Regions from separate parts of the Homo sapiens genome. Here region 2 is linked to region 1. The links are chromatin loops, found by intact Hi-C in ENCODE. Cell type or tissue: GM12878. All regions are shown on one strand. Each heading gives the region's core, and the rest is flanking DNA. Links, peaks and the distances in the headings are about the cores only.

The links. Peaks named below come from ENCODE experiments on the same cell type or tissue, not always from the same donor. Only the 100,000 strongest peaks of a DNase experiment are listed, where the experiment ranks them.
Region 2: it touches region 1 in a loop (4-fold over the local background); 2 of 110 quality-filtered maps call a loop at or near these places.

The regions. Positions count from the first base shown.
Region 1 is chrX:151,506,260-151,522,339 of GRCh38, reverse strand. It overlaps LOC105373367 (a long non-coding RNA gene), which reads left to right. Exons shown (of 3, transcript NR_188661.1): 3 at 9,054-9,635. It overlaps LOC105377213 (a long non-coding RNA gene), which reads right to left and starts at 6,789. Exons shown (of 2, transcript NR_135614.1): 1 at 6,660-6,789; 2 at 6,078-6,446. In GM12878, for the core only: no CTCF peak of the experiment used is centred there; no DNase peak of the experiment used is centred there.
Region 2 is chrX:151,568,467-151,584,546 of GRCh38, reverse strand. The region is part of intron 1 of PASD1 (PAS domain containing repressor 1); the gene reads right to left. Among named protein-coding and RNA genes, the nearest start is that of PASD1, 13 kb to the right of the region's middle. In GM12878, for the core only: no CTCF peak of the experiment used is centred there; no DNase peak of the experiment used is centred there.

The DNA of each region.
Region 1 (16,080 bases), core at 3,874-11,873:
TACCTACCTCCATCCACATGGCTGGACAGACAGCACCTACTGCCTATGATTCAGCAGCAACTTGATGTATGAAGAGCCTTTTGAGCATTCATTTCCATTCTTATCTCCTATGGAACAACTCAAAAGGGACCCTTGCCCCTTTGTTCATTTCAAAATAGATTAATCTGCATCTGAGAGAAGTATCTAACAAATAGGAACAGATGATCTATCGGCTGATTCGTGAGCTATTAAGGCAGCCAGTACCACATAAATACAAAGACTATTCAAAGGAAGGTAATATCTCTGTACAAAATGGTCCCTACCAATTAAAACTTCGGAAAGTTGTCTTTGTCCCCATGTGGAACAGTATAGTTGTTAAATAGGTGCTACTCCATTATGTTGAACTTTAAATTGAATATTCAAAATATTTACATAGTACTTCTTCAAACTAGATTGAAAATTTCAAAACCATATATATTTAAATTACACTGTCATTGTGTGAAATTAGAGGACATGGACAAAATGTTATGTTTGTTGGAGACTAAGTGACCCTTTCATTAGAACTTAGCAATTTCGAAGGACCAGTTAATCAACAGAGAGGTCTCTGGAGGTATCATTTGTGCTTTTTACCAATATTACGTCAGCATTGTATTGGCAATGGTGTGAAGAGTACACATTGTGCTTTTTGAAAACAGAGACTGATAGGAATTATTTTCCTTATAAATAATGCATGAGAAAGAAAACAGTCTGTTTCACTATTATTTTTCAAGTACTTTATTCTAATCATTTTGGAACAATTGAACATACATCATCTTGTCTCTTTTTATGATTATAAGAGCAATACATACTTATTGTAGAAAAACAAAAAGTTTGAAAAACAAGTTTCAAAAAAATCTCATTAAGCAGAGGTAATCGTCAATACTATCTTGGCATATTCCCTTTTATTTATATTTGTTTTACATGATTGAGGCCATATCGTACATACAATTTTATCTTCTGATTTTAGAAGTTACCATTATAATAAAGTTCTTCTTCATATTATTAAATAAAATTATACAACCTGATTTTAATGGCTGCATAATAACAAGTTGTGTGGAGATTCAATAATTTATGTTAAAATAGCTCTACTATTGTACATTTAAGTTGTTTCTGCATCTTCTCTCAAACGCAGATCAATCTATTTTGAAATGAACAAAAGGGCAAGGGTCCTTTTTGAGTTGTTCCACAGGAGATGAGAATGGAAATGAATGCTCAAAAGGCCCTAAATACATCAAATTAATGCTGAATCACAGGCAGTAGGTGCTGTTTGTCCAGCCATGTGAATGGAATAGGTAAACCTTGTATATTCACTCCCTACGTTCTTTTTATGATTAAGGATGATGTGTTAACCATCTTTGTGCATAAAACTATTGCTTTAGAATAGTGTCAAAGAAATGGTATGCATAATACTATTTCCTTAGAGTCAAAAAATGGAATTATTAAGTCAAGAAAAGTCTTATGGTCCTTAATACACATTGCCAAATTGTTTAACTGAAAATGGCTAAAAAAATTACTTTTCAAATTAAAAAGCAGGTGATTTCTCTCAGCTGTCATGCATTATTTGAAAATAATGACAATTACCTGTTTGTTTGCTATATTAAAAAACAATATATTTGCTATATTAAAAAAAAAATTGGCCGGGCACAGTGGCTCACGCCTGTAATCCCAGCACTTTGGGATGCGGCGGTGGGTGGATCACCAGGTCAAGAGATTGAGATCATACTAGCCAACATGGTGAAACCCTGTCTCTACAAAAGATACAAAAATTAGCTGGGCATGGTGGCATGAGCCTGTAGTCCCAGCTACTCAGGAGGCTGAGGCAGGAGAATCACTTGAACCCGGGAGGCGGAGGTTGCAGTGAGCTGAGATAGCACCACTACACTCCACCCTGGCAACAGAGCGAGACTCCATCTCAAAAAACAAAACAACAACAACAAAAAAACAATTAAGTGCCTTCTATAGCCAATCATTTCCATTAGGCACCGGATTTAATTCATGGTACAAGCCCCTGTGAGCTAACTATCTACAAAGTTTTTGTGGAAAAGATGCAGTCCAGCATAGTTTTTGATAGAAAAGAGAGTAGAATTGAAAAAGAAATTGTCAAGAAAAACCTGGAGATATTTGTAATTTTATCTGAAAAGTTCTTATTTTTGATATGCAGTAGAACAGATCCTAGCTTGGGAGGAAAGAGTCACAGATTAGTTACTAATTACTATGGAAACTCACGCTGGTCTCTAAATTTCTTTGGACTTCAAATTTCCAAATCTGTAAAATAAGACATTAGGTCAGAATCCTACTTCACTTAAAAATACCATATTGGGTTATATTTTCATGTGGAATCTTTCAGACATTATTATGATACAAAAAACACCATTGTCTCATGCCTGCTAATAAACCAGAAATACAGTCTGGGAGACCTCGGATTAGATATAGGAGAGACACTTTTACATATGATGAGCATGATATAGTAAGAAAATGATATTGACTCACCCAGAAATAACAGTGATATTACTATGCCCATCTTACAGTTTATTTTTACATTTTAAGGATTTAACTCTCCTTTTATCTGGATTCAAAATAACCACCTAGTTGACCATACCTGTGTTAGGAACTATGATATTTATAGAATCTGAAGATAAGATATTCCAACACAAACCCTTTAAAAATGATTTTTGCGGAATAAGTTGATTGATTACAGAAGTTATCCATATGGATAATTTAGAGTTTGACTATGAAGACTGGAGAAAACAAACACCATTTAGTAAATTCTACAACTTTTTATATTAACATTTCTGATCAAGTCAGCGCATTTCTTTGTTATGAAATGAATTTAGGATCTACTACTTAAAAAAAAGACAGAAGGTTCCCTTTTCCCTGATATTTTAATACTGTATTAAATTTGTCATAATCACTCTCTTGAAAAATATCACCTTCACTTGACTCCTAATATTTTCCTCAGAATCAATCAGACACGGAAGTTCAAAAGTAACGTTGAATTCTTCATTTTTAGCAATCTGTAAGAATTACATTAGCCTTCCTATGAAGAAGCTTCTTTGCAGCTAGTAAAATAGCTGAAATAGAAGAAACAGAACGGAATCAAAATCTAACTTTGAGAGTCTGTAAATGACCACAAAAATAAGATTAGAGACCAAAAAGACCTCAGACTTTTCAATTTCATAGCTTCATCAATTTTAACACATGTATTGATATATCCAAAGGTGGACGTGGAGATTATTTTATTTCTATAACTAGAGAGTGTAGAGCTCCGAATACAGTCTAATTGGTATATTCTAAAGTACTGGATTTATTATTTGGATGCTGGGTCTCTCCATGGCTCCGACAATTTTGTATTTATCTCAATTTTAAACAAATCAATTTCCATTTCTAGGTATCATTTTTCTGATTGTGCCAGAGGATAGTAAAACGTGGCACTTTTCTACTTTAAAAATTACTTTTCACAACGACTAAATTCTTCAGTTTAAGTTATTGTCTGACCAAGTTTTAAATATAACTTAACTTTAAAAGGGGCCATATTTACTTACAATGTAACTTTGGTTTTACATTTTAGTCCCAGACTACCTGATATCAAATAGCCAGTAACCTAACACATATAAAAGTATTTCTATTAATAGAATTCTGAATGTCTCTGAGCACTGAGGTATCTTGGTAAGCATCTACTTTCAACTCCTTTTACAGAAGGGACTTCAGGAGCAAAGAGGGCATGAGACATGCCCCAGGTGACACAGGGATTTTTTGCTAAAACTAAGCTACATGTCTACTGATTCACAACCTAGTACTCTTCTCATTGCACTATACTGCCTTGCAGGGTTTTTTAAACATTAGAAATCCCTATGCTGGGATATTTTAAACTTTGGTCAAGCCAATACATTAGAATCACTTTATACAGGAAGCCAGATACTTTTATTACTATTAGCCAAATATTTTATAGAACAACAGGTCTGGAACAGAAATGTAAGAACAAAAGTTTAAAAGTTAAATGTCTAGTAATACCCCACAAGCACTGGCAACCAAAACCAAAGTGAACAAATGAGATCACATCGAGTTAAAAAGATTTTGCACAGCAAAGGAAACAATCAACAAAATGAAGATACAACCCGCAGAATGGGAGAAAATATTTGCAAACTACCCCTCTGAGGACGAGGGATTAATAATCAGAATAGATAAGGAGCTCAGACAACTCTATAGGAAAATTATCTCATAATCCAACAGAAAATGGACAAAATATTTTAATAAACATTTCTCAAAAGAAGACACACAAATGGCAAACAGGCACATGAAAAGGTGCTCAACGTCATTGATCATCAGAGAAATGCAAATCAGAACTATAATGAGATATCTTCTCACCCCAGCTAAAATGGCTTATCCAGAAGACAGGCAACAACAAATGCTGGTGCAGATACAGAGCAAAGAAAACCCTCATACACTGTTGGTGGGAATGTAAGTTAGTACAATCACTAAGGAGAACAGTTTGGAGGCTCCTCAAAATACTAAAAATAGAGCAACTATACGATCCACCAATTCCACTGCAATTTCATGGACAGTGGGCCAAGAATTATGAGATATTTAAGGAAAGTTGCTTACATGAAACACAAGACCAAAAGTAAACATAGTAACCAACAAAAACAGGAAAGTTGAATGAAACAGAGACACAGCAGGGAACAAAATAAAACTTCAAAGAAATCTACAAATGATGTCATCAAAGACACAAGACAATATTCAGGTCTAATTTAGGACAAGGAGGGCATAAAAAGGGGCATTTAGAAACCAAGAATAATATCTTGGACATTCAAAATATGAAGGGAGAGGGGGAGAGCCAAGATGGCCAACTAGATGCAGCCAGAAAGAGTTTCTCTCACTGAGAGAGATCAGACCGTCAAGTAGACCAGCACACTCCAAACAGATCTTCAGAAAGAAGGCATTGAGAGTGGACAGAGGAAAGACGCAGACCCCCGGCTGAAAGAGAAGGAAGCTGGGAACCCTGCACAGGGTTGCCAAGAAGCAGTATTTAGTTCCTGCCCCTGAGCAACTCTTAGGGAAGGGGTGAGTGAAATGGGCATGGAGTAGCCCAATTTTGCCACGGACCTCTGAGATTCTAGCTGCAGGAGACCCCACAACCACCATGGACATCTGAACTGGCAGGGAGAACTTCCTGGAGAATTGGCAGAGACACAACTCTAGCCTGCATGGAGCCCAGAGGGTTTGGCGCAGGAGCGGCTGCAGTGGAGCATGGCCGTGGACGCCCACTCCTCAAGACTCTCCATACTCCTCTAGGTGGCTCTAGCCTTTGTTAGCTGCTGGACCTGGACAGAGCAAGGCTGTCTTAGCCGTGGGATGGGGCCAGTATGATCTGAGTGCCCCCTGTCTGCCGACATCTACCAAGGTCCCTGCCTAGCCACAGCCGTTTGCAGCGCAGCCTCAGCTTCCCAGCGGCCACTGCCATAGTTCTTTTGCTGGCAGATCCTGCCCAACTGTGAGAGAACTTTTGCAGACGGACCCCCACCACCTTGCACCTGCAGCCTTGCCTCACCACCACGCAGTCACCTGCAGCCTCCCACACTGTCCCGCCTACACACGTACATGGGGACCTCTGCCACCCTGCATATGCTCACACACGGGGGCCTCTGCTGCCCTGCTGGAGCACTTTTGCCAGCAGCCCCCATCACAGTGTTGTTGCCATGGACACAACACAAACACTCTGGCCCCTCCATCACAGCGGGTGCTTAACCTCAAGGGGCCAGAGAACAAAGTTGCAAGCCTGGTCCCAGTCCCCCAGGGTCACAGCATGTAGCCCAGGAGTGCTGAGCTGACCCTTGGCCTTCTGAAAGCAACCTCGCAAGAAGCAGAGCCAGCCTCTTAAGTGGAAATTTGCCTCCAGTGCTCAGTCCCGACTCAATCCTTATCCTCCTTGTCTGATTAACTGTGGACCTGTCAGTCTGACCCCAATCCCGCAACACCCACCTCCCTCGCTTGCCACACACCACCTCCTCCCTCCTTCCCTCCCCACCATCCTAGAACATGCAGACACTCAAATCATTTTACAACAGGTTCATTTTATTTTCATCACCATGAGGGGTACCCTGTTGTGTGTAAAATGTACCATAGACCCTTTTGGCTATTTCTCTGGGGTTAGACCTATGGAGACCTCTCAGATAGATCTAGTCCTTTGAACTTGCCCTGAAATTACTGGCTGTCCAGGGAGACGCTGGAGATGGTGGAAGTCTCCTCACTTTCCTGGTCCTGCTGTGGCTCCTTTTGATTGAGTTCCTCGTTCAGCTGGTCAGAGTGGCTGGATAGCGTTGGCCCTCTCCCTTCCTCAGGTTTTCTTGAAGCGGCGGTCTTTCGGGAGTGGCTTTTTTCCTGGAACTCCCTCAAAGACTCTCTTTTCCCTTCCGGGTTGTCTTGGGAATCTGGAAGGACAACAGGGAGATCACAGAAGGGCATTGGTTTGGGGGAAGAGGATGGGGGAGGGGTGGGAACAGGGGCTTCATGAGAAGGGTACAGGCTGAGGTGGGGGTTGTGCCAGGCGAGGACAGGGTAAGGCGTCTTGGGAGGGAGGAGTAGAGGGGAAGGCAGGGAGGAATCAAGGGGAAGACAAGGAGGAGCCTGGGTGCGCCACTCACCTTCAGAGGGCTTCTGAATCTTGGTTGAGAGGGGGCCTTCCTCTTCTTCGCCTCTTTGGTGTTGTGGGTGGTTGTCCCTCGACAACTGGGTTGGAGGCTTGTGCTTTACTGGCCATCTTCACCACATCAGCATCTCCCAACTGTCTTCTCTGGGTCACCTGGCCTCCCTATATATAACCCTTCCAGGACAATGATGAGCCACACCCCTAAGCTTTGATTGGCCAGCAAGCCATTACCCAGCCAATGGTAGGCCTGCAGGGAGGGGCTTAGACATCACAAAACCCCATCAGGACATTGTCATAGGGAAGTAGAGAGTAGGGGGAGGGGCCAGGCATGGGGAAGAGGAGGGGACAAGGGGAGGAGTGGGGAGTCTTATGAGGAGGCCAGGCTGGTTGAAACAAAAAAGGGGCATTTCTTTAGCACTCCTAAAAACTTTCCCAAACTGACCTAGCACCCTCCTCATCTTCTCATGTCAGTTCTGGTGAGTCACATGGCAAGGATAGGGTGTGTCTTCCAAAGCCTTTCTCTACTGCCAACCCATTCAGTGGTACATTCTGTTTTCTTCCACCTTTAACCATTATCTAGTTGTTGCATGTCTTACCTACAATCTATTCATGGTAAAAATTTATGCTAATATGTCATGGCCATATTTAAGTGTCTGTGGAGATGTCAATCATCCAGTTCCCACCTACAAATCCTCTAAGCATTTTGAAAACCATTAACTTCTTGGCTTACTACCAAGAAACTTTTTTATTCCACGTACCTTTTCTAGTGTCCATTTAGCTCTCCTCAGTTTTCTATTCTCCAGTCTGAAACCACCGCCTTCAGACTATGAAGACTTCAGTGAAGGGCTGTACATGGTGGCTCATGCCTGTAATTCCAGCACTTTGGGAGGCTGAGGCAGGAGGATTGCTTGAGTCAAGGAGTTCAAGACCAGCCTTGACAACATAGCAAGACCCATCTCCACAAAATAAATTAGTTGGGCATAGTAGTGCGTGCCTGTAGTGCCAGCTACTTGGGACACTGAGGTGGGAGGATCACTTGAACTCAGGAAGTCGAGGCTGCAGTGAGCCATGAACATGCCACTGCACTCCAGCCTGGGTGACAGAGCAAGACCCTGTGAAAGAAAGATGAGAGAAAGAGAGAAAGAACGAAAGAGTGAAAGAAGACAAAGAAAGAAAGAAAGAAAGAAAGAAAGAAAGAAAGAGAGAAAGAGAAAGAAAGAGAAAGAAAAGAAAAGAGAGGGGAGAGGAGGGGAGGGGAGGGACTTCCTTGAATAGACTTGCTCTTCTGGGTATCCTATCCTTGTTTCAACTCTGCTTATCTCAACAGGTATAATACTCTGGCTTGAGTTTTAACAGTGTTAGGGGGATGAGGCAGATTTATACATGCTCCAAGTTGTGCTGGGTGTTTGCATGAAGAAAATCACAACCTCAAACTGATGAATGCATAGAGGAAGGAGCTTGGCTTAACCAGAGTCATGCCCACCTTATGTGAAAAGCTCTTTTCAAAATGTGCCCTCATCCACCAGATAATTTTCTTATCTTATTTTATTGTTTTCTGTTAACATCCTACTTCCCTTTCTTCTCCTGAGGTCTTCTGAAGAAATAGAGCTTACCTTAAGGGGAAACACTCATAGAATTATTTTTCATGAACAATTATAACAAGCTTCCAACTTCTTGGAGGAGACACTGTGTGATCAATTTCAGTTCATTTACCTCCCTAAGTACAGGACCTCTCATTCAGGTTTTTGTCCCTGGAAGAAAGGGATGATAGAGTTACGCACAGGCTGAAGTGACTGCGTTAATATACAAAATCTAATGAAATTAAGGGAAGATTATACTAATATAATTAATATAATATAGGAATATGTCAATATAAGGATAATGACATATAATAAAGAGGTCATCTAGACATGATGTTTCCCAACCCCCAATCTAACAACAGAAGGCAGCCCATTCCTCCCTAGGATTAAATGGGAGCTCAATCAACAACACTAGGGAGGTTAGCAGCATCAGCAGATGGGATTAATCCAAAGCTTCTTTGACAATTTGTGGCCAAGAGAAATGTTCTTCTTCACCATTGTGCATAAGACTCACCCTCTCCCTAGAGACTCTAGGAGACATTTGGGTGGAGACACAGAGCCAAACTCCTGATTTGAAATCACTAAAAATTAAGCTGTGCTTTTCCTAAGTCCCTGTAAACTGAAGCTAGACAACTTAAACTTCAGATGAAAATAACAATAACCTATTTATGTATATAAACCACTTTCATACCTGCCTACTGATGTATGGATTTCAGAGCAATATGGCTTACAGTCATTTTCTAGGATTGTTCTTTTTCATTTGATTGTTGCTTCCCTTATCTTTTCCTCCCCTCATTTTTTCTTTGTAGGACTTGAGACTTCATCATCTGCCAAAAATGAGCTTTCCTAACAACATGGGACCTATTTGTCTAAAAATAAACTGTCCTAGCCACAAGAGATGAGACAAAACCCAAGACCACAGACTCATTTTCTTCTAAAATGCTCTGTCTGAAAGATTTTAAGAAGAAAACGGGAGAGAAATATAAAAAGAAAATAAAAACTTGGGACCCCAATTCACTATGCCAAAAGGGAAAAAATTAAGCTGAAAGCTGAGTAATGCAAGAAGCTGCCTTTCTTTTTGTTCCTAAGCAAATAGCTACAGATAAAAGGTTTAGTATCTCCACAGGTAGCTACTCTAGGTTCACTTTATCTTATGTAAAGTGCTGATTTGCAGAGCATGAGATGAATACATAGTTGACCCTTCCCCTAACCGCTCCTTTTCTCTTGCAATATGTGGATTCAGTAATGTGACCATACCCTACCTCTTTCCCCTCCAGCCTGCTTTTCCCCATTAAATATTGAAGCCCTCAAAATAATACTTGGAGAAAGGCATAGACATATCACCCAGGTGGGTCCTTAACCTTTGCAAAATAAACTTCTAAATTGATTGAGACCTGTCTCAGATACTTTTTGGTTTACAATATAATATGAAAAGTATTCTTTAATCTGCATGCATGGAAAACTATTCATACTGGAAAATAAAATGTTACCTAACATATTTTAATTAAAAAAAAATTGCAACCACCTCAAAATTGAAGAAGTAAAAACTCACAAACAACAGATCAAAGAGGCAATAAATGAAATATTATAGACTATAAAATAATGAAAAGCAATACAGTGAATATCAAGTCTATGAAATGTATCTAAAGTATTCAGAGGTAAATAGATACCTTTTAATATTTTTATCATTTAAAAAGTGAAAAAATGCCAATATCTTGGAAAAAAAATATTAAAGCCTGAGGACCATTGTTGGGAGTGATGGGATGATAACAGTCCTATCAGATAATGAGGTAGTATGATATATGTTATAAGCACTGGCCTTAAAACCAGGTGACTTGCATCCATTTCTCAACCCTACCACATTCATAGTAGTATGAAGTTGGGCAAGATATTGAACTTGGATATTTAATTTTCTCATCTGGAAAATATCAGCTTGGCAAATATTTTCTTTTTCTTTTTCTTTTTTTTTTTTTTTTGAGATAGAGTCTCACTCTGTCACCCAGGGTGGAGTGCAGTGGTGCAATCTCAGCTCACTGCAAGCTCCGCCTCCCGGGTTCACGCCATTCTCCTTCCTCAGCCTCCCGAGTAGCTGGGACTACGCCCAGCTAATTTTTTTGTATTTTTAGTAGATACGGGGTTTCACCGTGTTGGTGATGGTCTCGATCTCCCGACCTCGTGATCTGCCTGCCTCGGCCTCCTAAAGTGCTGGGATTACAGGCGTGAGCCACCGTGCCCAGCCAAATATTTTCTGTAAAGGGCCAGGTAGTAAATATTTTAAACTTTGCAAGCTACATTAAATCGTCTCTTTCACAACTACTCAACTCTACCATCAAAGCACAAAAGCATTCATAAACAATATGTAAATATCAAGTGTGGCTATGTTCCATGTGTCCCACTAAAACCTTACAAAAACAGGCAACTGGAAGCAGAATTTGGTCCCAGGTCAGCTGTGGTTATTTGGCTCCTAAATCACAGTGTTTTTCATAATAATTGACTAAAATAAAGTCTGTAAAATACTGTACAGGTAAAATCAGGGTAGTGTAGACAATACATACACACACACACACACACACACACACACATCCATATATATATAATCATTGCATTCCGGACTAAATCCCACTTGTCATGTTATATAACCCTTTTAATATGTTGGCAGATTTGGTTTGCTATCATTTTGTTGAGGATTTTTGTGTCAATATTCATTAGGAATTTTTCTTTTTTTTTTTTTGAGACAGAAGTCTCGCTCTGTCGCCCAGGCTGGAGTGCAGTGGCGCGAACTCGGCTCACTGCAAGCTCCGCCTCCCGGGTTCACACCATTCTCCTGCCTCAGCCTCCCGAGTAGCTGGGACTACAGGCGCCCACCACCACGCCCGACTAATTTTTTGTATTTTTAGTAGAGACGGGGTTTCACCGTGGTCTCGATCTCCTGACCTCGTGATCTGCCCGCCTCGGCCTCCCAAAGTGCTGGGATTACAAGCGTGAGCCATCGTGCCCGGCCAGGAATTTTGATGTATAGTTTTATTTTTCTCGTGATGATTTTGTCTGGTTTTGGTATCAGGGTAATACTGGCTTCATAGAATGTGTTGGGAAGTGTTCTTTCCTCTTCTAGTTTTTGGAAGTTTTAGAAGGATTGGTGTTAATTCTCCTTTAAACATTTGGTAGAATTCAGTCATGAAGTCACGTGGACCTAGCCTATTCATTGTGGGAGATTATTTGAATTATTAACTTCAGTCCCTTTACTTCTTATATGCTTTTTTAGATTTCCTATCAGTTTTGGTATTTTGTGTCTTTCTAAGAATTTTTCTATCTCCTCTTGGTTATCTAATTGATTATCTAATTCGTTGGTATATGATTATTCATAGTATTCCTTTATTATCCTTTTTATTTCTTTACAATGGGCAGTGATGTCCCTTCTTTCATTCATGATTTTAGTAATTTGAGTCTTCTCACATTTTTTTCTTTGTCTACCTAGATAAACGTTTGTCATTTTTACTGATCTTTTCTTAGAACCTGCTTCTTTGAATACTTTCTCTCTCCCTACCTCTCTCCGTTTCTCCCTCTCTCCCTTCCTCTCCCCGCCTCCTCCTCTCCTCTGATAATGAGAGACTTAGATTTCTCAGATACTCTTTCCTGGAGCAAAGCTTCTGCAATGTGGAGCAGGGTGAGGGGATGAGAAATGCTGGCAGTCTGCCACTGGGGTTGGGGGGAGAACCTTAGTCAGGAAACTGGCTGTATAAGGATCTGTCTGTTTTGAGCTATGGCTGGAAGGAGTGGAGCTGCTGTCACGCTAAGCTGGGGGGCAGGTGAGGGAGCTGGTTGCTGCTCGTACTGATATTTAGTACATTTTTTGGAATAAATGTTTCTCCATTTGTTGAATACTCTCTGAATTTCCCGAGACTTTAAATTGTTGTGTTCCTTAGTAATATTCACCATTTATTTCACTAGGAAGAGGGCTCACAGAGCTCTTCGTGTTGCCTTTCTGTCAATTGTCTCTCCAGTCTGGCATTCTTTTTGATACCCACATGAATCCCTTCCATTTAAAATGAGCCCACTTTCTTGTGCCGGGTGCTCTCTGGACTTGTCCAGGTCTCTGTACCCTCTTTTCCCGTGTGTGTCATGGAGACATATGCTAGGAGAGCCACAGCCTTGTTCTGGTCAGCTTGATTCCTGTTCCAATTTGGTTCCCTTTCCTTCTGTCTTTATCTAGACCATCTGTTTTTTGCTTCCATTCTTATTGCTTCTGCTGCTGCCCTGTGTATTTTCTAAGGTGGGATCTGCCCTACCCCAAAAGGCTCCCACTGGCATAACTTGAAACAACCTGAGGAGAGAATGATGTAAGGTGCAACTTCTTGTTGTTCCAAGTAAATGCGTATAAAAGAATTCCAGCTACTATCTGTTTAATCATTGCTGTTTTAAAAACAATGAACATTTATTATCTAGAAAGTAAGAAATTTAAAATCTGCTAGGAAAATGTTTGTAACACCTTTTCCTTATGAAAAATTCTCCCTGTTGTCCTGGGGTACACATTCACACAGCAAGTCCTGTCCCATGGGAGGGCACTTTGGAAGCGCTGACCTGAACACATCTGAACGCATTCTCACCCCTCAAGCCCAACCCCAGCAACTGCACAGTGAATCTCCTAACACACCCTCCTGCCTGCTCTCTGGGCACATTCTTGTCATCAGATGTTTATTGAGGAGCTGGATTGCCTTACAAGACAGTGAGCATCTTGAAAGCAGGGATCCCATCTTCCTTACCTCTGCATGCCTAGCCAGGAACAGGTCCAGGATCTGGCATAAAGTAGGGTCTCTATAATTGTATACTGACTATGTGAATGAATAGGTCAATGAATCGTTGCACATTTCCAGAATCATAAAACACAAACTTCTTAGCCAGGCTTTCTGGGTTGTCCTAATCTGGCCCCTGCATACTGTCCTACCAATGTTATCATCTTGTAGTCTTCTTCTCAAAACAAACTCTTCATTTTTGCCCAGCAGGCCTTCTCTCTTATCCTCCAAAGCATCCTGCATACTCTCACCTGCTCGCCTTGGCTGTGCTCTTGCCTTCTGCTCTGCTTATTTGAATGTTTTCTTCCATTATTCACAGGCACTTTACTCCCTGGATCTTTACCCAGCCACTCTGCTTGAACTGTCCAGACCTGTCTTCATACTTGGACATCTCCCTGGAGAAGAATAAGTCTATTTCCACGAGGCCAGGCAGAGAATCTTTAAATTTAACCTGGCTGGTGCATATGTCTTCACCTATGGTATAATAGTGACAGCAGTGTCAGATGCTGAGTCCTGTGGTGCATATCATTAAAAGATGTTCCTCCAGTCTGAAAGCAATTTTGGGGGGGAACAGATGTCGAACCAGCCTTCAAAATTATGCAGTCTTTAGTTTCTGAAATTTTCCTCTTTCTGCTTTTGAAAAATCAGGGTAACTTTTACTTCTTTGAAGTTCCATTCTTTGTGATTCTGCAAAGAAATTTCTTTTTCATTCAACACATATTTAATTACCACTACAAGCCAAGCAGTTACTGCTGTTACAAACAGTTTATATATATATGTATATATATATATTTTTGAGACGGAGTCTCTCTGTGTCGCCTAGGCTGGAGTGCAGTGGTGTGATCTCAGCTCACTGCAACTTCCGCCTCCCAGGTTCAAGCAATTCTTCCTGCCTCAGCCTCCAGAGTAGCTGGGGTTACAGGTGCCCGCCACCACGCCTGGCTAATTTTTGTATTTTTTTTTTTTTTTTTTTAGTAGAGATGGTGTTTCAACATGTTGGCCAGGCTGGTCTTGAACTCCTGACCTCAGGTGATCCACCCGCCACGGCCTCCCAAAGTGCTGGGATTACAGGCGTGAGCCATGGCACCCGGCCCAAACAGTGTATTTCTTAACATATCTAAAATCTTCTCAGGCCCTAGAAATGAATTGTGTTTGGACAAGGGTGCTTTTATTCCTTTAAAACTACTAGGTGCTCTCTTACTTTTGCCTCCTTAAACCTGAGTTGCAAACCCTTCTTTACTCTGGGGGTTGGTGGAGTATAGCCCTTCCTGGACTGGATGTCTCCTTGAGGCTCTGTTCTGTTTTGCAAATGAACACTTACTCTTCTTGTGACATGATGCATCCTTGGAATTTGACCACTGCAAACTTTCTGCATATGAAGGGTGAGCTGTCACTCCATCTGGGACGTCCCTGGGTTCTTTATAAGCACACTGCTATTGCAACAGTTAGCTGTGGCCTCAAAATGTCCCATTTTCTATTGAGCTGCTCTGATTTAACTTTTCAGGAAAGAAAAACCCTGTAATCTACTGCAGACAGCTGAGTTGGGCTGATACATGTGTTTTCTCAAAGGATACCTCTTTTAGCTCCACAAGAAGCAAACAGCTCACTCCAGAGTCCTAGAGCATTATACAATGCCTTGATCTGGGGGAGCCTTGAGGAAACCTTTGCTGGCAATAGCAATGACAATTGAGGTGAGACATCAATAGTGGCAGCCATTCTTCACAAATGTACAGTGCTTCACTGCTGACAAAGTGCTACAGGATATATCTTGTCTTATTTATTACATCAGTATTGTGTGGTAAGCAGGTGTTTGGTTAATACTGAGTGTCAACTTGATTGGATTGAAGGATACAAATTATTGATCCTGGATGTGTCTGTGAGGGTGTTGCCAAAAGAGATTAACATTTGAGTCAGTGGGCTGGGGAAGGCAGATCCACACTTAATCTGATGGGCACAATCTAATCAGCTGCCAGCGAATATAATGCAGGCAGAAAAACATGAAAAGGAGAAACTGGCCTAGCCTCTCCCAGCCTACATCTTTCTCCTGTGCTAGATGCTTCCAGCCCTCGAATATTGGACTCCAAGTTCTTCAGTTTTGGGACTCAGAGTGGCGCCCCTTGCTCTTCAACTTGCAGACAGCCTATTGTGGAACCTTGTGATCGTGGAAGTTAATACTTAATAAACTCCTGTATATATATGTGTGTGTGTGTGTGTGTGTGTGTGTGTGTGTGTGTGTGTGTGTGTGTATATATATATATATATATATATATATATATATATAGAGAGAGAGAGAGAGAGAGAGAGAGAGAGAGAGAGAGAGAACCCTGACTAGAGAACCCTCTAGTCCCTCTAGAGAACCCTGACTAACACAGCAGGACAAGAATTAGTATTGTCATAGAAGGAGACTGAGGTCCCAGAAGGCAAAAAGCTTGATTAGGATCACAAAACCAGTAAGTAGAAGAGCTCAAAGAAAAATCTAGATTTCAGGCCTCTGTGCCAGAGCTCAAATGGGGACTGTTTCCTATGATCTGTCTTCTGACTGAAATGGAACTGCAAGAGCCCTGACCACCTCAGGTGCCTGGCTAATGTAGTGGTAAATTCAAATAGTTTCTCTTGAGTTGTCTACCTTCAAGAGTAACATTTCTGCCTGTCCTCCAGGGTAGTCATTCACTTGTTCATTCACTCACTATGTGTATATTGAGCCTTTAGTATGTTCCAGGCACTAGAAATCCAGCAGAGAACAAAGCTAAACATGGTTGCTGACTTCCTAGAGCTTATAGCCTGGTAGAGGAGAGATCCAATGAACAGAAAATTACAAAAATAATGATAAATTTTGATAGTTGCTATCAAAGAAGAGTATAGGGTTCTATGAAACAGAATAAGAAGGGGGACTTCATCCAGTTTGGGAAGGTCAGAGAAGATTAAATCATCTCTGATTAAATCATATTCAACTCCTACTCTTAATGGATGGAGTAGGAGTTACCAAATGTTGGTTGAGGGTGGTGGGGTAGCAAATGGAACAGCATGAGTGAAGGCCCTGGGATAG
Region 2 (16,080 bases), core at 5,055-13,054, 61 kb before region 1:
CATCCCTTTGATTTCCAGTAAAATAACAAGACATCCTTGCAGGACTTTACTTCCTGAAAAAGGAAAATTAATCTGAAGTCTGCTACTCAAATGTACACATTATCACGGCTAGTTACAGTAGCTGGACAATAAAACCTAGTGAATAAGACCTATAGATATCCAGGTGACAAACACGAATTGTAAGATTTTAAGTGGAATTCAATCAGCCTGTAGAACTTAATGTTTTTCATTATTCCCAAAGCATGTCCTAATATTAAACACAGAAATCAATCTGTATAGGAAGCAATAAACCCCTGATATGAAGAAAAGAAAAGCTTCTGCTTTTCTTCTGGATGTATTGTCTGGTGCTATCTTTCCCTGATTGATTTCTTCAATCTGTATTTCAAAGGCTAGCCTTCACTTCCCAATGAGAGTGGTCTACTGTGGGATTCAGAGGGGAATTCCAAAGTTATTGTTAATGGTCCTTACATTTCTAGCTATGTCACAATTTCCATCCATTTGTGACCTTCTGCTCACTAGGAATGTGCCTATATACCAACCTTGTTGTTCTATTAATCCATTAAATTCATACTCTTCTCCAAATTGACATCTTATAAAAATCTAGCTGAGAACTGATAGAACTATCAGTAAATTTTTATCTCTTTTAGATCTTCTTTTGATTTCCCTTAGACTTAGCCTGAATTCTTCTAGGACTGGGACACATGAAAGCACCTTAAGTCAAAAAGCTGAAGTACTGCATTTATTCCCAATACATTCACAAAGTGCATACTCCGAGCCAGCCTTAGCAATATCAAGTGTGAGAATCCAGAGATGAAGATGCCACAGTCTCTGTCCTCACAAAGTTCACAGTCAATAAGGAGAGGCATTGAAGTCAATCATTATAACTCCACAATTAGAAAGGATTTCATCAAGATTAAAACAGTCTGTGAAATCTAAAAGACAGGTAGAACTGAAAAATATTGCCAGTTTTTTAATTAATTATGAAGAGTATGTTACTATCATTCTTCTTCCAAAGCACACACACAAAAAAAACTACGCTGGGACTTGACAGGGAATCTGTCTTCAGGTCCCTTGTTATAAGAGTTCCTTGGAGATGAAACCATCCTCCTTATGTTACTTTTATATTTAAGCAATAAACCTCCCTTGGAATGGGGCTCATATGCAACCATAGTTAGTGAATTTAGATTTATAGCAGTAGAAAAGTATAAGATTTTAGAATAATTAAAGATAGTAATAACATTAAGTGATATTTATTAAACACTTACTACACATCCCAGGCATTATGTTCCCCATTTTACACATGAGGAAAATGGGTTCCAAATATTTTTGCTAACTTTCCCAAGGCCATCCTGGGAGTCCATGGCAGTGCCTGAGCACTCACTTGCTGTAGTGTACTGCCTTTTCATTACTTAGCATTGGCCCTTTTTCAACACTCTTGCCCATCTGCAAGTGTCACGTGTTGTTTCCCAACCACCCTGCTTACACCCACCCCCAATTTCCATCTGTGACCTTCAGCTCACTAGGACTAAGCACGAACATCCCACATTTCTCCCAATTCTGGTTCCCTTGCCTATCAACAAATTACTTTGATGTTCTGTAGCAATTACATTTATGTCCAATAACTTTTCAGCAATTGATCTTGCTCTTGAAACTCACAAAAAATCATAACTATGCTGACAAAGTGTCTGTAAACACATCAGTGTTGTTCGTTGAAAAAAAAATAGGAGAGAGAGTTTGGTTTCCATCATGTTAAGAGCTCAGTCCCTTGACAGTGATTGCTAAGACACGGGATTTGAATATTTGAGAATTCCTGGTCTATAGCAAGGAGTGACAGTCCAGTGCACTTCAAACCTCTAGACAGTATCAAAGCTGAAGTGCAGCAGCATTTTAGGCTTCGGAGGAGGTAAGAATCTTGAAGTGCATTCCATCCTTGCCTCATCACTTCCCCCTCCAGTATTTGAGTTCTAGGCCCCTGCTACATCTCTCTCCCACCTAGAGCTCTCCTAAAGCCCCTTTGGGTGTTTGTTGCTGTCATATCTGAGTGGACCATGACACTGAACCAAGGCTGATACTCTTAGATACACTCAAGATCCAAAGACAGGCCAGGCATGGTGGTACAGGTCTGTAGTCCCAGCTACTCAGGAGGCTGAGGCAGGAGGATCACTTGAGCCTGGGAGGTCAAGGCTGCAGGGAGCCATGATTGTGCCACTCACTGTACTCCAGCCTAGGTGACAGAGTGAGACTTTGTCTCAAAAAAAAGCGGGGGCCAGGTGCGGTGGCTCAAGCCTGTAATCCCAGCACTTTGGAAGGCCAAGGTGGTGGATCACGAGGTCAGGAGAGAGACCACCCCGGCTAACACGGTGAAACCCCGTCTCTACTAAAAATACAAAAAATTAGCCGGGCGTGGTGACACACACCTGTAATCCCAGCTATTCGGGAGGCTGAGGCAGGTGAATCACGTGAACCCGGGAGGCGGAGGTTGCAGTGAGCTGAGATCGTGCCACTGCACTCCAGCCTGGGCAACAGAGCGAGACTCCTTCTCAAAAAAAAAAAAAAAAAAGGAAAAAGAAAAAAAAAAGATTCAAGGACATATTATTGGGAATATTGCCCCTGAACACCTCCTAGAGAAATTTTCCTGTCTACTCTTCACACACTGTAACTCTATCCTATCTATTTCAGCTACTCATTGAACTGAGAGCTATGCAAAATTGAGTTGACAGAGCTGGCTGTTCATGGCCTCTCTTTCTAGGGTTCATTAGTGGACACTATTCCTGTATCCTGCTCTTTTCCTCTCTCCTTTTTCATCATTTTGTCCCCAAGTTCTAATATGGGTTCCTCTCCAAAAGAAATCAACCAGAGAATTTACCAAAAATGAAGAATGAGAAACTCAAAACATGTAACTGATAGTTCATCTATAAGAAAAGATGTATTTCTATTAAATTAAATTAATTAATTAATTTTAGAGACAGGGCCTTTGTCACTCAGGCTGGAGTGCAGTGGTGCTATCATAGCTCACTGCAACCTCAAACTCCGGGCTCAAGTGATACTCTACCTCAGACTCCTGAGTAGCTAGGACCTACAGGTGCATGCCACCATGCCTAGCTAATTTTTATAATTTTGTAGAGATAGGTTTTACTATATTTCCCAGGCTGGTCCTCAAACCCCTGGCCTGAGGGGATCCTCCTGCATTGGTCTCCCAAAGCACAGGGATTATAGGTGTGAGCCACTGCACTTGGCCCCAAGACATTTTTAAATAAATTTTCATGACTATTTTTAAGCTACAGTTCTGTTACTTTTTTTTTTTTTTTTTTTTTTTTTTGATACAGAGCTTTACTCTGTTGCCTAGGCTGGAGTGCAGTGGTGCAGTCTTGGCTCGCTGCCACCTCCGCCTCCCAGGTTCAAGCAGTTCTTGTGCCTCAGCCTCCCGAGTAGCTGGGATTACAGGCATGTGCCACCACACCCAGCTAATTTTTGTATTTTTTGTGGAGATGGGGTTTCGCCATGTTGGCCAGGCTAGTCTTGAACTCCTGACCTCAAGTGATCTGGCAGCCTCGTAATTTAATAGAAATAAAAATAAACTTCTCATATGGTTCAATAATTTCTGCAGTTTTAATAAGCAGGGGATGTACTTTAAATTTTTTACTGTATAGTAAACAATACTTTATTGGTAAAATACTCATTCAAAATAAGTTGAAAAATGTGAAAGACATTAAAGAATAAAATTTAAAAACTCACTACCTTGATATATATGCACAAAGGGTTATGGTAGCCAGAGTTTTTAACCAAGTTAATTTACTTAACATTATACCATGAACATCTTTCCATATCAAGAGAGACATATATCATTATGTTTACTGTATTGTATTATATTATTGTATTTATTGTATTGCATGTTTATATTGTATTATTTTCTAAAATATTTTAATTGAGATATAACAATATACAATACACATATTTTCAGTCTCATGAATTCTGACAAGTGTAATCACTATCCAAAATAATATATAGACTACTTCCACCAAAAAAAAAAAAAAAAAAGAAAAAAAGAAATGATGTAAAGGGAGCATGTTCGAAGGAAAAGGTCAACAGGAGAAAATCCCATATTCTAATATCCTGGTTCTCTTTACCAGATAGCTTTTATATAAAAAGTAGAGACTCGTTTGTGGAACTAAAGATAACACACATCATGTAACACATCTTTCCGGAAGAGTCCTCTGTAAAAATTCCACTTATTCATTTAACATTAATTCATTTTATAGACATTTTCTAAGTGTGGACTCTGTGGCTGACTCTGGAGAATAAAGAGATGAAGCCAATTTGTTCTGCTCTTTGGAGATCAGACTTGTAAATAGATAACTAGAATACAAGGTCAAAATTTATAAATTCCATTAAAAAGTTATACGTAAAGTGTTCTGGAAGCTAAGAGGGAGAAATAAAAATGAAGAGCACAGATGGAATACAGAAACAGAAGCACAGAGGGTCAGCATCTGGTGTTATGGACAGCAGGGAAGTACCTGGGTTAAAGTAATCATACTTTTTCTTAAATGCCCTGAACTCTGCTAGAGTGAAGCTCAGGGTTCCCTGGCTAATGAAAAGCTCAGGCTGTCATTCTTAGACTCACAGAGAAAACAGACTGCACTGCTACTGAGATAAAGAGAGCAAACCATTATAGAAGAAAAACTATTTTCACCCATTATATTTCAATAGAATTTCCATTTCAATCCACTGAGGCAATCCAACATGTGTAATCTTGTCTAACAAGAAAAATAATGTGAAGTACTAAATGACAGCCTCCAACAACCCAGAATAGAGGCTCTTTCTTTCCTGCACATCTCCTCCACACCTCCCATCTTCACTTTCTCCCAATAATTTTTATTCAATGAATAAATAAATGAATGAAATAATCATGTTTTAATATTAGTTAAAGCATTGGGGTTTGCAAATGATTGCTTAAAAAGTTAAAATTGAGTCAAGATTACATTACTCTCATGTCCATTTCACTATGCCTCTTTCCCTAAAATGTCTACAGCTTTTAAGCTTCCTACAGTTATTCCTTTGCTCCTTACAAAAGCTGAATAACAACTTATCCTTTGACTTGGATTCTACAGATCTGCATAACAGTTTAAAACTTCTATTATTACTCATGTAAGGGTAAAACTTCATTTTATATATATTTCCTCACTTGAGTTTATTAAAATCTATAGAAACTAGGGTTTTTCTAGTCACTCACCTTATTAAAAAATTTTGCAAAGTTAGTAACAGGCTTAAGTTAAACTTGAAGCCTTTACCGGTTTGTAAGATTAACATTTTATATGACATTGTCCACACTGGATCTATCTTATACACAATATAAACAGATGCTGACTTTTCAAAATTATGTATTAAACAGAATTCCAATCATATACACTAAAAATAAAACTCACTGAAATTTGATGCAAAGAATTTCTAAGTTTTGCTGAATGGGAAAATCACATTTTACTGTTTCCTTAAAGAAAAGTTAATTTGTCAAACTACAGGCAAACCCATTTTTCTGCAGTATTTTAAAGGACGGGTTCTCAGGAACATGGAATGGGATTTGGTCTGTGACTTAAGTGCCCAACAGATGATCCTGAAAAAAGAAAAAAAATCAAATAATATATTCTAAAACTCTTTTCTTTAACTCTTCAGTGAAGCAATCCACCTTCCCAGCTTCCTTGGAAGGGGAGGAGACTTTTTGTTCACCACAGTTGTGATGCTGGTGTCCACACTTTCTCTCCAACGAGGTGAACTCAGTTATCAAAACCCACCATCTCAAAGCCACTCAGAGGAGAGGGAGAGGGGAGAAATCTCTGGCAAATGTCATCCCCAAGCAACAGCATCTAAGATCAGAGGGGACTGAGTCAACAGATTCATTCTGGATTTGGGGAGTTAGGCTTGTTTCTGTTGTCTCTGCAGCAGAGAAAGTTCTTAAGCCTGCAAGGCCAGTTTTTGAATCTACTGGAGATACCTCAGGAGTTTTTGATGCCTTCAAACCTGCCAGAGCCTTAGTCAACACATCAGAGAATTTGGCACAAAAGCATTCATGACCAGTTGTCATAAGAAGTTTGACACTGCAATTAGCTGATGGTCTTCTTGCCCAGAAATAGCTGGTCAATATTATTCCTGGGGAATTCAATATAGCTGAGCCAAATACCATTGATCATATATATAAAATGGTATCATACAGGTAACAACAACTTTCCTAAAGGTCACTGGTCCTGCAGAACACGAATACCAAAAGATGTTAACAGGATTAAGCAAAAATAAAAATAGGTATTAAGTGTTCCTTAGCGGAGAACATTTGAAAAATGCTGGTTAAATACACTGAAGCAGATTTCTTGACACAAGACATCTCAGCACTTTTAATAGATCTAGGAGCACAGAGAATCTCCAAAATGACTTCAGTGTGTCTTTGTCTTGTTTTACTTTCTATCCTCAAACACCTATGCATGCATTTTGGCTTATACATGACAAAATGGAAACTTTGAAAGCCTAACAAATATTGAATGGTCTCTGTGACAAAAATACTAGTCTTAGGATCCCCTCCAAGGTTTATGAATGGTCCAGGGAAAGATGAATGTGGTAATAGCAGAGATCCTTTTTAACTGGTTTACTGGTTGCAGTTCAAAGTGCTCCCATAAAGGTCCCCAGCATAGCCTGCCCAAATACCTGGGAAACAACTTGAAGAATAAAGGACTCTCAGGGCCGGGCGCAGTGGCTCACGCCTATAATCACAGCACTTTGGGAGGCTGAGGCGGGCAGATCACGAGGTCAGGAGATCGAGACCATCCTGGCTAACACGGTGAAACCCCGTCTCTACTAAAAATACAAAAAAAATTTGCTGGGCGTGGTGGCGGATGCCTGTAGTCCCAGCTACTCGGGAGGCTGAGGCAGGAGAATCACTTGAACCCGGGAGGTGGAGGTTTTGGTGAGTCGAGATCGCACCACTGCACTCCAGCCTGGGCAACAGAGCAAGACTTCATCTCATAAATAAATAAATAAAGACTCTCACCTAACCTTTCTTTTACAAAACAATTGCAATGACTGTGCATTATGGTATATGTCTCTGTCAGAATTATCTGTGTAAGATAAGTCTCCTTCAGGCAAACAGTATGAGCCATAAATTAATATGCTATTAATCCCTGCCATTGAAATAACTTTGAAGACAGAAACAAGGTAAAATCTGTTCACTGTATATACCACCACAGTAGAATTCCTATACTAAGGAAATGGTCCCAAAATGGAATTTCAAGGCTGTGCAAGGATAATTTGTGTTTCTATTGAGAATTTTTTATTAAATGAGCAACTTAGCATAACAGAAATGTAAATCTCATTCTCTCACTCTCTCTCTCTCTCTTTCAAGACGAGGTCTCACTATATTGCCCAGGCTGGCTTCTATTAATAATTCCTCGGTTCAAGCAATCCTCCCACCTAAGCCTCCCGTATAACTAAGACTACAGGTGCACAACCACTGCACTGGGCTGTCTCATGTAATTTCAAAAAATATATTTACAGAATTGACGAGCCGCATAGCTGGAAAAATGCCCCATTTGAAAGAGTTGGGTGAGAATGAGCTCTAATTGTTATATCTTAAGATTTATAAATCTATTTTCTATATCTATTTACTTTTTAATTACAGAAGTATCAAATTACATTTATGGCAAATCATGTAAAAAAACAAATTACATTTATGGCAATAAATATATGCTATGTTTTGATAGAATACAATCATATAATATCTATATAAACATAAAATTACAGTAGTTGGCGAAAATTAACATTAAAGTTCATTTCTGTTTGCAACTGTTCTACAACTGAGTACACATACACACGTGTGCACACACACACACATACACACACACACTTCTTATTGATCTACAATCACCAATTTATCAAAACTAAGACATCTTCTTTCCTTCACTTGATTTTATAATTCTCTGAGGGAAATTAGAAGAGTGCTACATTTAAAGTGATCAAGTAGAATCTCAAGATAAAATATGATTTGCACTTTAAATCTGTAGTTGTCATTGGTGAAAATCAAGAACATCCATAAACAGATAATTTTATTATTGATGCTACACAATTTCACATGTAATCAATTCACTAGGATAAGAGTTGATTTTGACTATTTGAATGATGTTACATCTTGGCCTATGCTTTAAGCCTGACTGAGCATTGTATGAATTACTAACTCAGGTGTTATTATTTTAAAATGCAGCTTATTGCTAGGCATGGTGGCTCACGCCTACAATCCCAACACTTTTGGAGGGTGAGGCAGGAGGATCGCTTGAGCCCAGGAGTTCAAGACCAGCCTGGAGAATACAGGGAGACACTGTCTCTACAAAAAAATTTAAAAATTAGGACTGAGCGCCATGGCTCACATCTGTAATCCTAGCACTTTGAGAAGCCGAGGGGGGCAGATCACTTGAGGTCAGGAGTTCGAAACCAGCCTGGCCAACATGGTGAAACCCTATCCCTTCTAAAAATACAAAAAAAAAAAAATTAGGTATGGTGGCAGGTGCCTGTAATCCCAGCTACTTGGGAGGCTGAGGCAGGAGAATCACTTGAACCTGGGAGGTGGAGGTTGCAGTGAGCCAAGACTGTGCCACTGCACTCCAGCTTGGGTGACAGGGTGAGACTCTGTCTCAAAAGAATAAATAAATAAAAATAAAAATAATTTTAAAAATAAAAAATAAATTAGCTGGGCATGGCACTACATGTCTGTAGTCCCAGCTATTCACTGGCTACTGAGGAGGCTGAGGTGGAATAATTGCTTGAGCCCTGGAAGTCGAGGCTGTAGTGAGCCATGATTATGCCACTGCACTCCAGCCTGGGTGACAGAGAGAGAGAGAGACCTCGTCTCAAAAAAGAAAAAAAAAATTCCAGCTCATTACTTAGATTTTCCCCACTTACAACTTGATGATCCGTTTCAAATTACAGAGGAATCTTACTTCCATTACAAGTACATAGTAAAATATAAAAAGGTAAGTACAAAAGTAAAGTCTGAAAGACAAAAATCGTTTTCTTACCTGAGAATGAGAGATTGAAAAACTGATGAGTGTTATGTATGGGCACTGGATAGTCTATCCAGATCATCTTAGAAAAAAGAGATGTTTTTAAATAAAAAATAGCCCATCTAACAACACCAGGGAATTCAATAATCACATAACTGAAAATAAAGGTAAGAGAAACTTTTCAACCACCAAGACTTTCCAGATTAGAAATGACTTTTCATAGTGTTACAATTCTCACAGAAATGCTATTGATTGGAGAAACTGGGAATGTTCATCACCTCCCCCCACCCCCGCCAAAAAAAAAATGGTCTTAAACTGCTTTTAGCTTTTGCACGAAGTCAAATGTCTTTAGTCTCCTCCCAATTCCAGCCCCCTGCAATCACCATGATGGTTTACTTGACCAAAGGGACTGAGCTTTCTCATGCTATTTTGTCCAGTGGTCTTTGATACAAGCCCTAGAGATGGTGTTTACATCTGCCTCTAAGGAAATTCTCCTTTTTCTGCAATGTAAAAACTCTTACTTGTAATCTTTACCTTGGTTTATAGATACAAAAGTGCGTGATGGCTGGGAGCAGTGGCTCACACCTGTAATCCCAACACTTTGGGAAGCCTGAGACAGGAGGATTCCTTGAGCCCAGGAGTTCAAGACCAGCCTAGGCAACACAACGAGACCTCGTCTCTATTTTTTAATAAAAAAAGAAGAAAATGTAAGTGTTGATGTTCAAAAACTTCTTTTAACAGATTCTATGGACTTGCTTCACTTTAGGCAAATAGTATTCTTGCCTTTTCTGAGGGACACACCATTTTTGCCTCTGGAGCATACCAATGCCAAAGCCAAATAGTGTAGTCCCAAAAGAGCAATCTGTTTCTGATGTTTGGCAAAATATATCTATCCCCACAGCATCTACTGGGTGTAAAGGTTAAGTGTAACCTGGATGTATGGACTTGAATCCCAAAGTACATCATTTTTTTCAAGTTTTTCCAGATTCAGGTAGAATGCACTCTCACAAATGTTTTCCTCAGCTTCCTTCTCCCTGAACCCTCTAGAATTCATTGTCTGCTACTGTCTCAGGGCACTTGTCACTTTCTAAGAGGTATGATCACTATTCGACCCCTTGTCTGTCTCCCCCAGTGGAGTATGAGCACAAGGCCAGAATGTGGTCTGATTTCTCCCTGTCTGCAGCACCCAGCACAGGGCAGAAGCTCAAGAATCATCCAGTGACATGAACTGGAGCCACTCCTCAACAGATGACTTTCATTCACATCAGCCAAGGAGCATCTGGCAAGAACCTGGCTAGGTGCCCACAGTTGGCAGTTATGCCCAGTGCTTAACTTCACTAGTGACTGGCACTTGGGACTACCTGTTTGGCACAATTGTGACCTCAAGGAAGATCCCCTCACAAGGTTTGTCACTTGAAGCCATTGTGAAGCAAGCAAAAGTAGTCATGTGGACTTTGGAACCCACTTAGTTAGACAGGTTTGAGTTTGGTTTGGTTTATTAAATTCATTTCTACCTTGCCTCATTACAGACAACATGTTAGTAAAGGGGAAATACAAGAAGTTCAATATATGATTTCTCCACAAATATTTATTGAATGTGCTCTCCTATTACAATCACATGTGTTCTTGTCTGGAGATTTTAAGCATCACCACAATAAAACTGTCTCAGCCTGTCACCCAAGGCTCTCTACAATACAACCCAATTCACCTTTCCAATCACAACATTCCTGAATTCCAGGAACTACCCACTATTATCCAGACACTCACTCTTCATTCATACTGCCCAGCCTTTGCTCATGATCATCTCCTTGCCTAAAATGTCCTTCCCTATATCTTTACTTAATGAAGTAATATAAATCTTTCAAAGCACTTCCCCCAAAGCATCTTCTCCAATAAGCCTTTTCTGATCCTCTGTCCTCCATCTCCACAGCACATTGCCTTTACCCTTATGGCACCTGCCTTACTTGGTACTGTATCAAAGTCCTGTATTGTCAGTCTCTCCCCGATCACTGCAGCGAATAGGGTAAGTTTCTCTCAGCAACACAAGGCTATCTAAACATAGCCTGTAAAACTATGAAGAATAACATTCAGCTAGTTGAAAATTGTGAAAAATCAAGAACTTGTTACTTCTCCAGAGATCATGAGATGCAGGAACAGAACGACCTAAGACATAGAAAAAATGTAGGAAAACATGCAGGACAGATGATGATATAGTTTGAATATCTGTCCTTGTCCAAATCTCATGTTGAATTGTAATCCCCGAGGTTGGGGGTGGGGCCTGGTAGGAGGTGACTGGATCATGGGGGTGGATCCTTCATGGCTTGGTGCTGTCTTCTCCATAGTGAGTGAGTTCTTGGGAGATTTGGTCATTTAAAAGTATGTGGCACCTTCCCCCAATCCCACCCCCAGCCCCCACCCCCACCCCAAAACTTCCCCTGCCTTACCCCCCACCCCCAACCTCTACCCCCAGCATGCCCTTCCCCCACCCCCCGTCACCACCCCATCTTCCTGCACCCCCTTTTGCTCTAGCCACATGATGTGTAAGCTCCCGCTTCACTTTCCACCATGAGTAAAAGCTCCATCCAGAAGCCAATACCATGCTTCCTGTAAAACCTAAAGAACTGTTAGTTAATTAAATCTCTTTTCTTTATAAATTACCCAGTCTCAGGCATTTCTTTGTAGCAATGCAAGAACGAACTTATACAGATGACTTAATATGGAGATAGCCATTCCTGTTCGTATAAAGGTATATTTCAAATGAACCATTTAAAAGACATCTTCATGAATCATTTAATTAAGAATTTGATAGGTAAGTTTTTCTCTGTCTCCAGTCCTTTTTCAATTTAAAATATTGACAGCCAATCAGTAAAACAATCTAGAGAAAATGATACTGGAACACTTCATTAAAGAACTTTTTAAACAGAAAGATTTTCATATATAAATGAACAGAAAAATTTAAACCGTAAAGAATCTGAAAGTATTACAGATTATAGTGGAATATTTTAGGCCACTCCCAGTCCGTATTTATTAAGGTTTCCTCTACTTGATGCCGTAGGAATTTACCAAGGAAGAAAGAATACAGTTTCCAGGACAGCGGGTTCTACATTTCTGGCTTCTGGGCAACTCAAGTTATCTACAGTGATTTCAAATACTTTTATTTATTTATTCATCATTCATGCCCCCAAACATACTATGGGCAAGGCACTGTGTCTGGTGTTTTCATTGCTATTGTTATTATTGTTGTTGTTGTGGGGGGTTTTTGTAAATCAAAAGGACCTAAAGAAAAATTAAAATATTATTATTTCAAAGAAGAGCTATAGCTCTTATAACTTACAACTGTCAAAATAATTCTCTAAAAATTGAGCAGCTGGAATGTTAAAAGGTGTTAAGAAAAATCAAATGAGAAAATCAAAGTCGTCAGGTCAGGCTGGATTCTCTAACTGAAGATGTTAACATTTTTATTTACTGTGTGAGGTAGCTGGGCACTACTCAAATTTTCTGAGAATTGACTCACAAGATCAAACTAATTTTAAAAGAGGTGATGCAAGGGGAGCTCAAGCAGACAGGCTGAGAAGGGGTTCGAGGTTAGCTGCTGCAGAAAGAAGAGAAAAAGGTTGCAAGAGAGGATGACTCCCAGACATGCTATGAAGGAGGCAGACTAATATGAGAAGGAACAAAGATTAAGAATTAGATGTGTTGCTACTGTTATGGGCCTGGGGCAGTGGAGGCTAAAGTAGCTGAAGGTCAAAAGGGGAGAGTGTTTTTTCTTAAAGAAAAACTGAATCATGGAAAAGTACTGAAAGAAAAGTCATCAACTTTAGGTTCTCTTGCATGCTTAGGCATCAATGAAACATGGAAGAAACTCCAACCTCTATTTGACAAGAATTGTCAATTTGACCACATAGACATGAGTCGGACAGATGACTTGGAAGTCTCTTTCAGCTTGGGGAATCCATGACTCTATAAGACATGTTCACAGAGAATATTTGAAATTAGACAAGTCACTTGAGCGCCCCAAGGGAGTGACATGAGGAAAAGAAGATAAGACCTTGGAAATATTCTATTAGATGGGTGGAGGGAAAACACAGCACCAAGGAGAGAGAAAAGAGCCAAAGCAACTAAGGAGGAGATGAGCACAGATGGGAGCAGCCTCTCCACTTTGGACAAAAACAAAGCAGCTCAGGATCAGGGAGGAAACTAGAAAGGAACTGGAAAAGACAGATAAAGACATAATGTTGTTTTGCATAATGCCAAAGGACAACAATTTCAGCACTCCAGAACTCTATGGCACCTCAATTTGTTCCATTTTAATAATCTGTTCTTCCCAAGTAATGTCTTAAGTGCAAGTTTGCCAATGTTCAATTTATTAGCAGTGACATTTACAAAATCGCCTCAATCCACTTTTCTTCCTGGAAACACCTAACCTGGGTGATCCCCCAGCCTTGCACAAAGCCTATCTGTCCATAAAGGCTTAGCTGGCCTCTGTCATGAGGGGGCCTTTGGACAAAGGAGAGAGATTTGCATAAAGGTGGTCAGCTTAATACAGCCCCTGTTTGAGGCTGTACAGCATTTAAAGGGCCATTCTCCAACCTGGCAGTGTAATCCTAATGGAGAGCTTTTGTCCCTAAGGCTGTGGTGGGCCGCTTTATTCAGCTGACAATCCACAGTAAAAGAATGAATCAACCACCTCCTTTTAGTAAAGCTAAGGCAGCTGGCAGCCCACAGTCCTGACAGCTTACCACATAAGAAGCAGGACAATTATCAGCCTCAGACCGAAAAGGTGCTCCATGAGGGAGTGACCACAGCTAGGGCTTCTGGCGGCATGCTGGGCATTTACCACTCAAGACAAAGGTCCCACAGCCCAATCTCCACACAGGAAAGGGGCTGTGAGAGTGCCAGCAAAGCTGTTCCCTACAATACTTCCCAAAGAGATCAAAACCCTTTCATCACTATGTAGCTCCTTGGCCAGTTTTGTGGAGCTCTACAATCATTCCCCTTTAGAATGCTGGGAACGAGCCAGGCTTCTTGTTTCTTTTTAGAATTTCATTTTTTAAAAGGAAATTTATTTTAGGTTTCTTTTTTAAAGAGTGCCAAATTTACAAAATAGAAAGGAGAGACAACACAAGCATAATTCTACCACTCTGAGGGAAACATTGCCACATTAGAGTATTTCTTTCCAGTCTATTTTACATGGCTGTGAACATTCTGTAAATACAGTTTTTAAATCAGGGCAAGTCTGAGTAGGGAAACAAACCCTTTAGCAATTAGGTTTCTAATTAGGTTTCTCCTAATTTATTTTACTTTATTTCAACTTTGAGAAGAGGAACAGAATCCTAACTTCCTTTAAATCCCTTATCTTCAAGTAATCCCCAGCCTAACCCCCAGTTCTCCTGAATCCTACCCTACTGTTCTGCCTACTGCAGGGCTGCCTTGTCCCAAAAAGCAGAGAAGTTGTCTCCTAGAAGCTGTTGAATAATTTTTTAAAAAGGGCTATGTCCACACATAAAAATCTATATGCAACAAAATTAATTTAAGATGGATATATAATTTAAGTATCAATATCACATAAAAGGTCAAAAAATATATACCACCGAGTGAAAAGGTTGACAATGTATGAGCCACATTGTTCTCAAATTAGAAAAAGGGGCCAAGGAAACCTTCCACTTCCTGAAAGAAAGGCTATGGACCTCCTCACTTAAAATTATCTCTAATTTTTGCTGACTCTTGGCTACCTGATGCCAGAGCCCCTCTCCCCACCCCACCCTCAGCCCTCACTCCTGTGCCATTCCTTTTCGCAATGCTGATGGTTAAGACACTTGCCCATTAACGTGAAGCTCTGCAAATGCCCTGGCTGCCAGCTACAATATACTCTCTGTTCTATACACTTCAAATGCCTTCTCTAATCACAAGTTAGAACTTTACATGAAAGCTCTACCTTGTTTCTTATGGAATGTATAAAAAAATGAAAGAACTCTCAATGAGAGTTTCCAGATTCTTCATGTTGATTGACTTTGTGAATTTCACCTTAAAGTACAATCATTTTGTGCAGAAAGACTTTTCAATTTCCCCCTCAAATTCCTGCCTGTTACTTTAAAGCTTTCTCATTTCAAAGTGCTGTGTGGTTCATGCCTTACAGCACAGCTTACACCTGTATTTCTGAAGATGATTGGCAAAGGAGGCTGATATGGGAGACGGAAAAGAGTAAACAGCCCTAAGTCCTGTATGAAGAATACCCAGGAATGTTTCAAAGTGATCTTGACGCAGCCCAAGGAGGAGAGTGAAACTGCCACAATTTATTGTCTATACTAAGGAATATATTTATTGCTTTCTACTAGGAAACTATTAACCTACAAGTTCATTCTCCCAACTGGGAGACCTAAAGTTAGAGGAGAGCAAGCCAACAAAATATACTTGCCTTAATCCACACTTTAAAATTATTAATCCAGTGACTTAAGTAGGGGGAATTGCAAAATCAATGGAAATCAACACCCCTCTTGAGGTCAGAATTCTTGGGATCTAGTCCCAGCTCTGCACTAGCTGTGTGATCTTGGGCAAGTCACCTAGCCTGTCTGAGTACCTGCAAAATGGTGCTAAGCCCTGGCCTCCCTACCGCATATGGCCACTCTCAGGAGGATCAGATACCACACGGATGGAGAAGTTCACCGAAAAGTCTAAGGTGCATTGCTCACCCATATATTCGGTGAAATGTCTCAAATGATAAGGATCACCATAACCTTGAATGTTAAGGTTCACCTTAACAAGGAGACAAGCTTAAAGAAAGACACACTAGGAGTTCAACACTTCTTGGATCCTTTCCCTAAATATCAGTAGTATTCATGAAATCAACAAATATTGCAGCAAGTGAAACATACATCATCAAAAAAATAAAAACAAAGAGAAATCTTGGAACATTGTGTGCATACATACATTATGGTTAAATATCAATGCAGAAAGAAGAACACTATTCACATTCATGAATTTATGCTTTAATTTCCAAAGCTAAATATTAGCTTGATTGAATAATATCGTGTGCCTTGATCTCAGGTAT